3 separate regions of the Homo sapiens genome follow, and regions 1 and 3 are each linked to region 2. The links are chromatin contacts, found by Hi-C or POLR2A ChIA-PET in ENCODE. All regions are on one chromosome and are shown on one strand. The core of a region is the stretch at or near the end of the contact, and the rest is flanking DNA. Distances in the headings are between cores, read along the strand shown. Region 1 holds the start of CDK19 (cyclin dependent kinase 19). Region 2 holds the start of TSPYL1 (TSPY like 1). Region 3 holds the start of SERINC1 (serine incorporator 1).

The links. A loop is a pair of places that touch in the nucleus more often than their neighbours do. ChIA-PET counts read pairs that join two places held with the same protein, here RNA polymerase II (POLR2A). Pooled maps may share reads with other maps.
Region 1: a loop to region 2 is called in a pooled map, with 21 times the contacts of the local background. The contact joins the promoter of CDK19 here to the promoter of TSPYL1 in region 2. A Hi-C loop is called at or near these places in 6 of 50 pooled maps. POLR2A ChIA-PET finds 5 or more read pairs at or near these places in 2 of 52 experiments (CD4-positive, alpha-beta T cell and naive thymus-derived CD4-positive, alpha-beta T cell).
Region 3: a map of naive thymus-derived CD4-positive, alpha-beta T cell shows a loop between it and region 2 (12-fold over the local background). The contact joins the promoter of SERINC1 here to the promoter of TSPYL1 in region 2. A Hi-C loop is called at or near these places in 2 of 168 maps with a recorded cell type or tissue (both naive thymus-derived CD4-positive, alpha-beta T cell) and 6 of 50 pooled maps. POLR2A ChIA-PET finds 5 or more read pairs at or near these places in 1 of 52 experiments (naive thymus-derived CD4-positive, alpha-beta T cell).

What each region holds. Positions count from the first base shown.
Region 1 is chr6:110,813,554-110,817,235 of GRCh38, forward strand. CDK19 (cyclin dependent kinase 19) reads right to left here and starts at 1,916. Exons shown (of 13, transcript NM_015076.5): 1 at 1,456-1,916. The coding sequence starts at 1,583. It also overlaps a transcript of AMD1 not described here. RefSeq lists enhancers at 667-776, 1,011-1,563, 2,137-2,216 and a silencer at 1,187-1,496.
Region 2 is chr6:116,278,139-116,281,875 of GRCh38, forward strand. It overlaps TSPYL1 (TSPY like 1), which reads right to left and starts at 1,792. Exons shown (of 1, transcript NM_003309.4): 1 at 1-1,792. The coding sequence starts at 1,692. The coding sequence ends at 379. It also overlaps a transcript of DSE not described here. RefSeq lists enhancers at 1,156-1,205, 1,226-1,495, 1,726-1,785.
Region 3 is chr6:122,470,075-122,474,110 of GRCh38, forward strand. It overlaps SERINC1 (serine incorporator 1), which reads right to left and starts at 1,733. Exons shown (of 10, transcript NM_020755.4): 1 at 1,625-1,733. The coding sequence starts at 1,663. It also overlaps a transcript of PKIB not described here. RefSeq lists enhancers at 1,383-1,782, 1,833-1,892.

The DNA.
Region 1 (3,682 bases), core at 666-3,165, 5.5 Mb before region 2:
TCAAGGACACCTGGTAATTAAAGGAATTATGAGAAACAACTGAGTACCTTAAGGCCTGTTCAGTTACAAAAGAAAAAAAAAATTCTGCAATAATAATAATCCTTTACACTTGGATAGCACTTTGCAATTTTCACGATACCTTATGACAAAACACTTTATAATAGAGTTGTTTTATGAAGTTAGTGCATACGCACACAACGTACTTTAGTCCTAGAGTTCATATACCAACCACATCAAATTATAACAGCACGCACAAAGATAAGCGGCACTTCAAATTTTACTAATGTCATTGTGGCTGATCATCACTTTATTCAGAAATGGTCCGTTACAATCCTCTTCCGTAGAGTTTGACTCTCTTTAAAGTCTATGCTGGACAGGGCATCTTCCTGGGTCCCTAGCTTTGGGGGAGGGTAATTCCTGCCAGGAAGCTGGTTCCACCAGTCCTGCTGTAGCTGCTGTCTGCCCTCCAGGACCAAGAAAGGACAGGTATTCTCAGTACATTATCCAGCTCTTCTTAAGAGGACAACCAGTAAAGGCTTCCCAAGGTGTTCCTACAGTTCTCCCTCAACTCCTAGGAAAACAAAGGTTCAGGCCCAGCTCTGTCACTTCGTATTCCGTTCTTGATAATATAGGTACTCCATAAGCCCCAGCCCACAGTCATCTGGCAGAGGATGGAGTGGAGGACATAATACCCAAGATACCCAAGGGGCTGCAAGGTAAAGGGTGGGTAGCAGAGAATTCAGCCAACTCTTAAGTTGCCGCTTGCGAAACGCAGCTAGCCCATCAGGTCTCCTTCGAAGGGGGAAGGTACGCAATTCAGAATGTGAGAATGAGAAACCCGGGACGCCGGGCATACAACAGGGATGGGAGGACTGCATAGAGAAGCCAACGGGCCGGCCAGCCCGAAGGGCGGAGATCGCTGCTGGGGGCGGCGGTGCCCAGCGGGTCAGAGCCGTGGGGCTGGCGAGGACCCCAGGCCGCGTTCGCCCGACAGGCTCCCCGGCGAGGTTTCAAACCGCCGCCCCCGCGAGGCGCTCAGCCGATTGGAAGTTCCACAACGACCGTCACTACCCAGGGCCGGAGCGGCAACTCCGCAGCGGAGCTCTGCCTGCCCGCTGCGTTCCCCCAAGAGACTAGACCCCACAAACTCCTCCTCCACCGCGGTCCCAACTCGAGTCCCCCCGCCGTCTCCGAGCACTCGGAGGGCGCCCCTCTGGGACGGGACCGACGCCTCGGACCGGGCTGCGCCGCGGGAGTTCGAGGTACGCGACGGGGCCGCGCGGGGGAGGCGGGCGGAACGGGCGCCCCTCGGAGTCGGTGTCCGGACGCAACCCCGCGACCCCCTCCGCCTCGCCCCTCGGGCACGGCCCGACTGGGATCCGACCCACCCATCCCGCCAGGTCGCGGGCAGGGCGAGGACCCGAGCGAGCCTACTCCTCCCGCCCCTGCTCTTACCCATCTTTCCGCCTCGCCTTGTAGACGTGACCGTAGGTGCCGCGTCCCACTTTGCACCCTTCGTACTCAAACAAATCCTCCACCCGCTCCCGCTCCGCCGCCAGCTTCGCCTTGAAATCATAATCCATTGTCTGCTTCCCCCATAGAGGCACGGGACGCGGGGGCCGCCGCCGCTCAGTCCCTCCTCCTCCTCCCCCCGCGACCGCCGCTCCACTTCTCCAACAGCCGCCTCTCGCGCGCGCGCGCGCGCCGCCCGCCGCCCGCCGCTCCGCGGTCCGCCTTCAGCAAGGGACTCCTCGGCGGCCACAGCAGCCACCTCCTCCACCTCTTCCTCCTCCTCCTCCGCGACGGCGGCGGCGGCTCCCGCAGGCACCCCCAGTCCCGCCTCCCTCCTTCATTTCCTTGTTTTGGAACCTGGTGGGCCGCGCCGTGGCTTCCTCGAGCTCATTAGCGAACTCACTGGCCCGCCCCATGGTCGCGGAGGCTCCTGGGAAATGAAGTCGCGAAGGCCTCAGCGGCCTGGGCGGTTTTGCCGGCGTAAGAAATACAGCTCCCAGGTTACCTCGGGCCACCACAGCCTCGCCCCCACAAAGCATGCGCGCCTGCGTACCAGGGCCGCCCCTCCCCCTCAGGTAGCGCACGGCTCCCGGTTCCTGTGAAGGTAGAAAGCTCGAAGTTCCAGTGTGCTTTCTGCGGTTCTCGGGGAGACACTGGAAAGAAGTGCCTTACTCTAGTGGGAAGGGGATACTTCACTGTAACTAGCCCCACGCAGAGAGTATGGAAAGCATTAAATCAGCACCTTGCTGAAGGGTTGGCTGCAGTGACTCGGGAGGCGAGGGCTGGTGAGGACAGTTGTACCGCAGCTTGTTTCTTTTCTAGGGCAGTGGGTCCGCCTATTGCCCCGCCCCCCGTCCCGCTGCTCATTGGCGGGGGCTGGAGAATGACGTCCTCGTTGGTGCGTGGGTATCCCCAGGCTTTGGCTTCTTTCCCGCTCTTGATTGGTGATTGGATGTGCTCGGTTCTTCCTGATAGGTTGATCTTTTTTCTTTACGATGCAAAAACCGTATTTCAAAAACTGAACCTTCAGCAGTTTCCTAGAGCCTGCCTTGGCCAGAGGAGAACATGCAACTTCTGAGCCCCAGCAGCCAATCATCATTTTCTTGGCGCTGTAGTCAGCTTTCTCTTAGCATATGCGGTTCCCATAACCAGGCTTTGGCCATCTGTCTAAGGACAATTAAAAGTGCCTGGAGGAAGCCGCGTTTACGATCCTTTGGGTTGAATTGTAAAGGATTTTTTATGGTCTATGCATGATGTGAGGTTCTAGAATGTTTAAGAAAGCCCCTTTAGTTAGGGTGAACGTTGATTGATTTCATTGTGTTGGGGCTCAGGACACACTACCCCAAATTATAACTGAAGGAGTCCAGAATATGCCACCCCAAAATACGCCACTCTGGCATATTGATGTCTTTTAGCAAAATAAATTAAGATCCAGCCAACACAGGAAAATGCTTCACTTATCCCACTACTGCCTAAAATAAAGAATAACTCTTCCTTTGTAAAGAGAAATTTACATTTCTAAAGGAAATTTTCGTAATTAAAGGAATCTTACCAGAAAGAGAGCTGCTGCTAGTCAACTTGTATCATCTGAGATACTTTTATCTGCATAAAAGTCAACCTTTATTCACCTTAGACATTTTTTCCTCTTATCCTCTCTTAACTTGTCTCCACCACTCCTGGAAGCCCCAAACCCCACTTTTGTTTTGAAGAGACTGGCCTTGCTGTGTTGCCCAGGCTGGCGTCCAACTCCTGAGCTCAAGGATCCTCCTGCCTCAGACTCCTGAGTAGCTGGGATTACAGGTCCGTGCCACCATGCCGGGCCCCACTTCCTTTTTGAGGTCAGGATGTAATATAAGTGTCAAACATCTGGCCCTTCTTTGAGTCTCATATTTTGTGGGACTCTTGTGCATACATACGTAATTAAAACTTTTTCTCCTGTTAACCTGACTGGTATCAATTTAGTTTATAGACCAGCTGAAGAACCTAAGAGGGTTTCCTCCCCTGTAATGGTGAGCCTAATGTCCCAAATGTTTGGGATACACACTTAAACATGATTGGTGCTAGGATAGGACATAACACATTCATTAGGAGGACAAAGAAGGGAATTGTCAATTCTACCCAAAGTGGTAGATAAGGAAAGAATAGTGAACTGCCTGCTAGGTTTTGAAAG
Region 2 (3,737 bases), core at 542-3,041:
GTGGAACAGGCTCCCAAAGCTAGAAATCCAAGTGACAGCAACCAGTTCAGAGGCCCTGGGAATAAACAGGGTCCAAGCAGTGCAGATAAAGGCAGTACAATCTACAGTATCATTTGCTTGGCTTACAAGTAGTGTGAAGGATGACCTCGTAGCATGTGATATTCCAGAACAGCATGAAGGTCATATGGAAGTGGAGAAGCATACCCACCACCGTCTCAATCTTGAGGTTGAGAGAACTGAATATCCAAAGGAAACAGGGTGCAGAAAAGTCAGCAAAAACAAAGCACAATAGAAGGCATACTCATTGCTGATGCCCAAGCACAGGTCCAGCAGAAGGTGGTAGGAGACCTTGTGCAGGAGTATTCCCAAGGGCAAATGTTAACCAGACTGGAACCCAAAGGGCCTGGGGATCTCTACAGGCTCCCTTAGCGGGCGACGTCGGGCTCTACGGACTCCTTCACGCAACAGGTAGTATTGCAGTGGATTTGGCCACAGATCCTCTTTAATAATCTCAGCAATTTTGTCGGACTCTGGAAGGCTGTGGTCTGAAAACCAAGTGAAGAAGCTGCAGATGAGGTCTTGGTTTCTGCGAATGAAGGACTGGGGTTCATGCCCCCTGCGCCATATAATTGGAGTAGAAAGAGACACCACTCGGCCGGAGGATCTTACCTCATATTCCTTGACAATCAGCTTGTTTCTGAAGTAGGGGTTTCTTCTAAAGAAGAACTTGAACTTGCAACCGGTTCTAGGGTGTCTGAGTTCCTTCACCTCTAAATTGGTTATGTACCTTAACATCTCTGCATCTTGGCCCCTAATCATGGCGGACAACTGGGGGTGGTTTCGAAAAGCAGTCATCCAGAAGCCCGGGATATTCTGAATGATGTAGTTCCTCCGCTCCAGGTAGTGTCGACGCATCCGCCCAAACTTGTGCTCCAGCTGTTGGAAGGCCCTGTCGGCCTGAGCATTCACAGTGTCCAGTTCCAGCTGGATGGCCTCCAGAGGGTCCATGCGGAGAGCCTCATGCAAAGGCCAGGGCCCTTCTTCCTCCCTCGCCTCCTCCTCCAATCTATCCTCCTCCGCCACTTCTATTTCTTCACCTTCTGGCGGCTGCTCCTCTACCTCCATCTGCTCCTCCATTACCTCCTTCTCCGCCAGGCCTTCCTTCACCACCTCAGCGCTCTCCCTCTCAGCCACGGCTGCTGAGACGGTGGCGCACTTTCCTGTCTTCACCTCCTCCGCCTCAGCCTCCGCCCCCGCCGTCAGCTCAGACGCGGATCTCTGGGCGCCACAGATTTCTAGGGCCTTCTCTCCACCCTGAACGCCCTTTTTCAGGCTGCGGTCGGCTGCCATCACCACAGAAGCGGCTGCCAGGCCTTCGGCGGGAGGCTGGCCCTCTTCCTGCCCGGCTTTGATCGCCACATGACCGCGACCCCCAACAACTCGGATCTGGGGAGTACCGCCACGGCCCGCGGCATCCTGGGGTACGCCCCCCTCCTCTGAAGGCGGTGGAGGCGGGAGCGCGACGGTCTCCGAGCCTCCCTCACCCGGCTCCGCCATCACCTGTGTCGCCTCGCTTTGGTCGCGGAGCCTCAGGTACTGGTGTGCGTCCTGGTCGCTCGGGACTTGGTCAGAAATAATGATGCTGTGGGTTTGGAGGGGAGTGGTCCTCTTGACCCCATCCAGGCCGCTCATGTTGCTAACAGTCGGACCAACCGCAGGCGAACGCCCGTTTTCCTCAGAGGCCGAACTGGGAGCTAACCGCCGCTCGCACCGCCCACCCTACAGTCTCACTAACATTTCAGCGGCGGTGTCGTCAGGACTGGAGATCTCACGGTATCGCGAGAACTTGCTGAGCCCGGGATTGGTTCCGCCGCTCCCTGCCAGCCAACCGGATTCTCTGGGCTTTATTTCTGTGAATTTACCCATAGCAACAGTAATTTTACCTACGTAAATAAATGTCGATTGTGCTGAGTCTGGAAGCGCGGACGACCCACCTTGAGATGCATCTAGCGACTGCTCCCAGCATGTAGGAGCAGTTGTAAAATCACAGCCGTAACAGTGCCTGCTCTCCAGTGTCTGAAAACAAATGTTTTTCTGGTCTTCACTTTTTTGAGGCAGGAAGGTAAATCTATTCCCTGTTACTCCACGTAACTAGCAGCAAAAGACTTCTCTTTAAGATTAATAGCAAAATGTTTCCCCCCTTCTTAGTAAAAGTGACATAAAAATATCAATTCTTGCCTCTACGGTTACTGGGGAAAAAAAGCTACTCAGCAGCCTCTTACCACTAAAGCGATGCATAGTATTCATTGCTAATTTTCGATTTATAATCTGCATCAAATAAGAGTTTGTGCTGCATAGTATCGGTAGAAATTAAGCCAGGATCAGTTTGCTAAATGTTCCATGCCTTTTCACTGCAAGAAAGAGGAAATTATAACTATTTCCAGCCCCAAGAACTTAATTTATTATCATATTTAGTTATGTAAGATAGGAATGTTTGGCTCTAACGAAGCATCTGTCTTTAGCAATCAGCTGAGTTCATTAGAGGGGGATGTCAATGTCTCTGGTTGAAGTGTTCCAGTTTGTTGACTTGTGAGTTAAACTGGTGCTGTCTTAGAGAGCTACAAGGCCTCAGAGAAATATCAGTGGGGGGAGCCACATACCACCATTTTGTGAGGAAAGGCTAGTTAAAATGGACAACTAAGATGGCCTTGAAGTAGAAAACAAACTTGCAAAGGGCAACATGCAGCTGGTGGACTCAAGGTATAAAAGAGGCAAACGTTATTTTCTACTTAATTTGCTTTGTGTGGTAGTAGCCTGATGGCCCTCAAAGATGTACCTGTCTTAGTTATGCGGCCAAAGGGACTTCGCAGATATGATTAAGTTAAAGATTTGGAGATGAGAAGATGATTCTGGATTATACAGGTGGGCCCTATGGAATTACAAATTTCTTATAAGAAGGAGGCAGGAGGGTCAGTCAGAGAAGATAAGAGGACGAAAGCACAGAGAGAGGGAAGGAATGGTGGAGAATAGGTGTGGGAGGGAGGAAAGGGAAATCGCTATGTTGCTGGCTTTGAAGATGGAGGAAGGAGCCAGGATCGTAGGAATAAAGGCAGCCTCTAGAAGCTTGAAAGGTAAGGAAATAGATTCAATCCTAGAGCCTCCAAAGGAATGACAACACCTTGAGGTTATTACCTCTAAACTCCAGCACTATAAGAAAATAAATTTGTGCATTTTAAGCTATTAAATTTGTGGTAATTTGTTACAGAAGCAATATGAAATGAATACACCTTGGATTAAGGTTTGGTTGCATCTATGGGTGCCTCAAGTTGTTTCTAATAGCAGCCCCTTCTACCTTGCTCATGGCTTCCCGTGAGTTCCTGCCCAACAGCTGTGATGTATTACAGCTTGAATCTGTCTTTCAATATCAAGACCAGAAATATACTTAGGCAAATGCACAGAAAGACAAAATTAAAGCCTAAACATACCACAAACGATATCTGAGGAGACTGTAAACTGCAAGAGGACATGATCATGGTTTCGTTTCCCTCTGTTTATCGAGTGCCTAGCACACTACCTTACACAGTATCCCATAGATTATTAAAATGTTAAATAAAGGAGCAAATGAGCAGAAAACAGTTTCTCTTGCTTGCAACTTGCTCCTTGCGGAAGAGAAGTAAGGGGCATATGGGTTGTCACTCTGCTCTCCTTCCTATCTGCCACTGGCAAACCAGAGGGCT
Region 3 (4,036 bases), core at 483-2,982, 6.2 Mb after region 2:
GCACGGTAGCACCTGCCTGTAGTACCAGCTACCTGGGAGGCTGAGGTTACACTTAAGCCCAGCAGTTCCAGGCTGCAGTTCACTACGACCATCCCCTGCACTTCAGCCCGGCCAATACACTTAGACCCCCATCTCTAAAAAACTGCCTCACTGCTTCTACCTTTTTAATGTACTTCGCTATTAACACAGAAACTAAAAGGCAGGGTCAATTTTATCACGGACATTCTTCTAATCAATAAAGGTGGCGATCTATTTTGTAAAAGGGAAAACATGTATCTCATCTTTTAAATCTCTATTATATACAAAAAACTACAGCACGCCCACTTCATAACTGGACAAGATACGACATTACAAATTGAATTGCATAACATCTTCCAATAAAAAACCGATGAAAACAATCTTATATGATAATCAATTATCAGTTTTCAAAACTGTTTATCACACTAAATATGCCTCTTTTGTATAAAAGTCAATAATTAAACTCTCTAATATCTTGAGATAAAATATTCCAGGCTTCCGTGCAAGAAGAAATACCATATAATCAAAAGAACAGACTGGCTGGAGTAACAATCCCCACATTATTATTTGATTAAAATTCAACATTTTTAGTTCAAGACATATCAAAACCTTTAAGAGTATATATAACGGAATCATTTGGGAAGTCAGAAAAGCAATTGTTAGAAACAGAATTAACAAATTCCAGACTAAAGAAAAGTGATTTGAGTCCAAATACCTCGCCTAAAATTACAAATATCTTTATTAACTGCACTGCCAATGTTTTGCCTACTATTTTGGAGGGGGCAGAGATTATCTTAAATAAACTGAAATTTGTGCCACACGGACCAAAGTCTTGCCACTATACTGAAAATAGTTTTACTCTAACAACTCTTTAATGAAAATGCAATGTACAGCTAATTAAGCATGAAATTTCAGATGACACACGCATGTTTTGTGCCTAAAGACAAAATTGTCATTAGGCACAAGGCATGCGTGTGTCATCTGAAATTTCAATTTTAAGTTGAAATCTGAAATTGACACTTCAAACAGTTACGGCAGAGCTATGACTATTTGTTTCAAAAACAATATTACTACATTAGCATTACTGCCAGGCGGTTCCAAATGACGACAGGCACTTTTTAATCATAATCTGCGCCACTGAACAAAGAGGGCGACATGAATCCAGGAACGACAGTGCGGCAGTCTGAGGTCGCCAGGAAAGAGATGACAACAGAGTGGGTACCCCACCGAAGGAAAGGGGCAAAGACCTTTGTAGAGATGGCCTGCGCAGATACAAACAAAACCACGAAAAGGGACCTCAAAGAATGGGAGACAGCGTTCACGAAGCAGGGGTGGGGGAGGGGCCCTATTCTAGTTCTCTTCCTCAATTTGAGTCATCTTCCCATCGCCACTAAACCTTACGGCCAGTGATCAGTTCTTCGCAAGACCCAAAGCTCTGAAGCTGAGTCTGAGTGACGAGAGGAGACGGGAAGAAAACGGGGACAGAGAGGGCACTCCCTGTTGGGTGGGGCACCACATTCCCGCCGGGCTCACCCAGCCCCGGCTCGGATCGCCTTCTCTTTGGTCTCTCACACTAGCACCCCAGAGGCCGCAAAAAGCACCTTACCCAGCTCGCCATGGAGCACAGCCCCAGGACGCTCCCCATCTCCACAACGTCACAAGAGCAGCGGATACAGACAAGATGGAGACAGCTTCTTTCTCGCCTTTCCGAGATTATTTACTATCTGCGAGACACTTCCGGACGCACAGCGCAACCCGCCCCTCAGCCTCGCGTCACTTCCTTCCAGGCCTGGGTAGGATAAAACACGGAGCGCGCAGCGCTGAGACTGCGCATGCGCGTCACTAGACGACACGGCTGTCTTCTTTCCTGGAGAATTTCTCAAGGACTGCTGGCTGGAAACTTAACGGCTAATGTGGATCTGACCGTAGTTTGCCAAATTAAGAAAACGGTGTGAGCAAAACCCACCTTTACCTACCATGCACTTGCATTTGGGCATTAGTAGAGAACAGAGCTGAGGTGGTGGTTGACGTTTTGCCCTCCTTCATCTGAGGAACCTCTCTGCTTTTTAGGGGATTGCTTCCTCTTTCTCAGTCTTTGTCCGTCCTAACTCCACTTATTTCCCATTTTTCCCACGTTTGCATCCTGTTTTGCTCTTGCGTTTGCAACGTATTCCTGCAGCCCGCTGCCCGGAACAAGTTTTATTGGGATATTTATATTCATCTGTGTGCTTCAGTTTCTCTGTATCATTTCTGTTTGCTATTGACTTATATTTTAATTTCTTATGCTATTAAGATGTTACAAGAAATTTGCACGTTAAAATTATTTTTAATTAGTTAGATAAGACATTATCAAACTCAAACATTGATTTCGAATGTCATGAGCTGTTGAGGCATGTGGAACCCTTGCATATTAGGTGATGATGCACATCTGCAGGGAATGCATTCCTATAAAAGTTCCAGTTATTTTTTTAGAGTTATTTGTTCTTGAAAATATTCTGGGAAACAGCTCAAACTTGAAATAGTCATTCCCATAACTAATAATAAGAAAGTGTTGTAAAATCTACAAAAATTGCATGGGTCGAGGTGGGGTAAACACCTAAGAATCTGGAAGAATGTCAGAATCCCTACTCCTAGTTATTGTAACCACTAAGGGACAATCTTGCTTTATTCTTCTTTGCCTTATCTGTGGTTTTGTAGACCACTCTTAAAGCAAAGTATTATAATAGAGCATCCATAAGGTTTAAAGAATTGTGGAAATGCTTGTAATCCCAGAACTTTGGGAGGCTGAGGCAGGCGGGTCACAAGGCCAGGAGTTCAAGACCAGCCTGGCCAGCATGGTGAAACCCCATCTCTACTAAAAATACAAAAAATTAGCCGGGCATGGTGGCACGCGCATGTAATCCCAGCTACTCGGGAGGCGAGGCAGGAGAACTGCTTGAACCCGGGAGGCAGAGGTTGCAGTGAGCCGAGATTGGGCCACTGCACTCCAGCCTGGGCTGCAGAGCGAGACTCCGTCTCAAAAAAAAAGAATAGTGGAAATGGAAATTACAAACCTAACAATATTTTTAATTATGCTAAACTTAATACGTTATTTATGGGAGAAGAGAATCCTAGTATCTCAAGTCCTTAAACTTTTCAAAGTACCAGAGAAGGAGACAAAAAACACTTATATGTGAGTAACTTTAAGGTCGTAAAGAATATGTTTATTAGCCAAATGGAGAATGGGTCTCTTAAAATTTAAATTTGCACAGATTCTTGTCTCTTGCTCCATTTAAGAGGGTTTCTGAGATATTCATAAGTTCTTGCACTATTCAATAGAGTTTTTTCACCTGAGATATTCAGAGTTAAATACAAAAGTCATATTAATCTTTCTGGAATGTAACACTTGGCCTTGAAATACATTAAAAAAAATTTACTTTTATTTAACCTGTAGGCTATGTGGAGTGGAATTTGCTCACTTAAGTTATTATATATACAACATTAATTGGACACGACAGTATATATAGACTATTTTATTCGTTAGAAGAGTCTTCGACACCAGTCTCATTTTTCTCTTTGCCAACTATGAAAGAAAATTGAAATGATGACTTTTTCAAATTTCAACCCAAACACAGCTCAAAGCATAGTTTTCTCAATATATACCAGCTATTAGTAGGAGCACCCATTTCTCCAGGTGACTTCCTGTAGCACACGTATAACTTACAATGCCAAAATTCAAATTAGTCTAAGTAAGTACGTTAGTAAAAAACATTCTATCTAGCTGAGCATGGTGGCTCACACCCATTATCTTAGCACTTTAGGTGGCTGAGGCGGGCAGATCACCTGAGGTCAGGAGTTCCAGACCAGCCTGGCCAACATGGCGAAAACCTGTCTCTACTAAAAATACAAAAATTAGCAGGGCATGGTGGCACACCTCTGTAATCCCAGCTACTCAGGAGGCTGAGGCTGGAGAATTGCTTGAACCCAGGAGGCAGAGGTTGCAGTGAGCTGGGATCGTGCCACTGCACTCCGGCCTAGG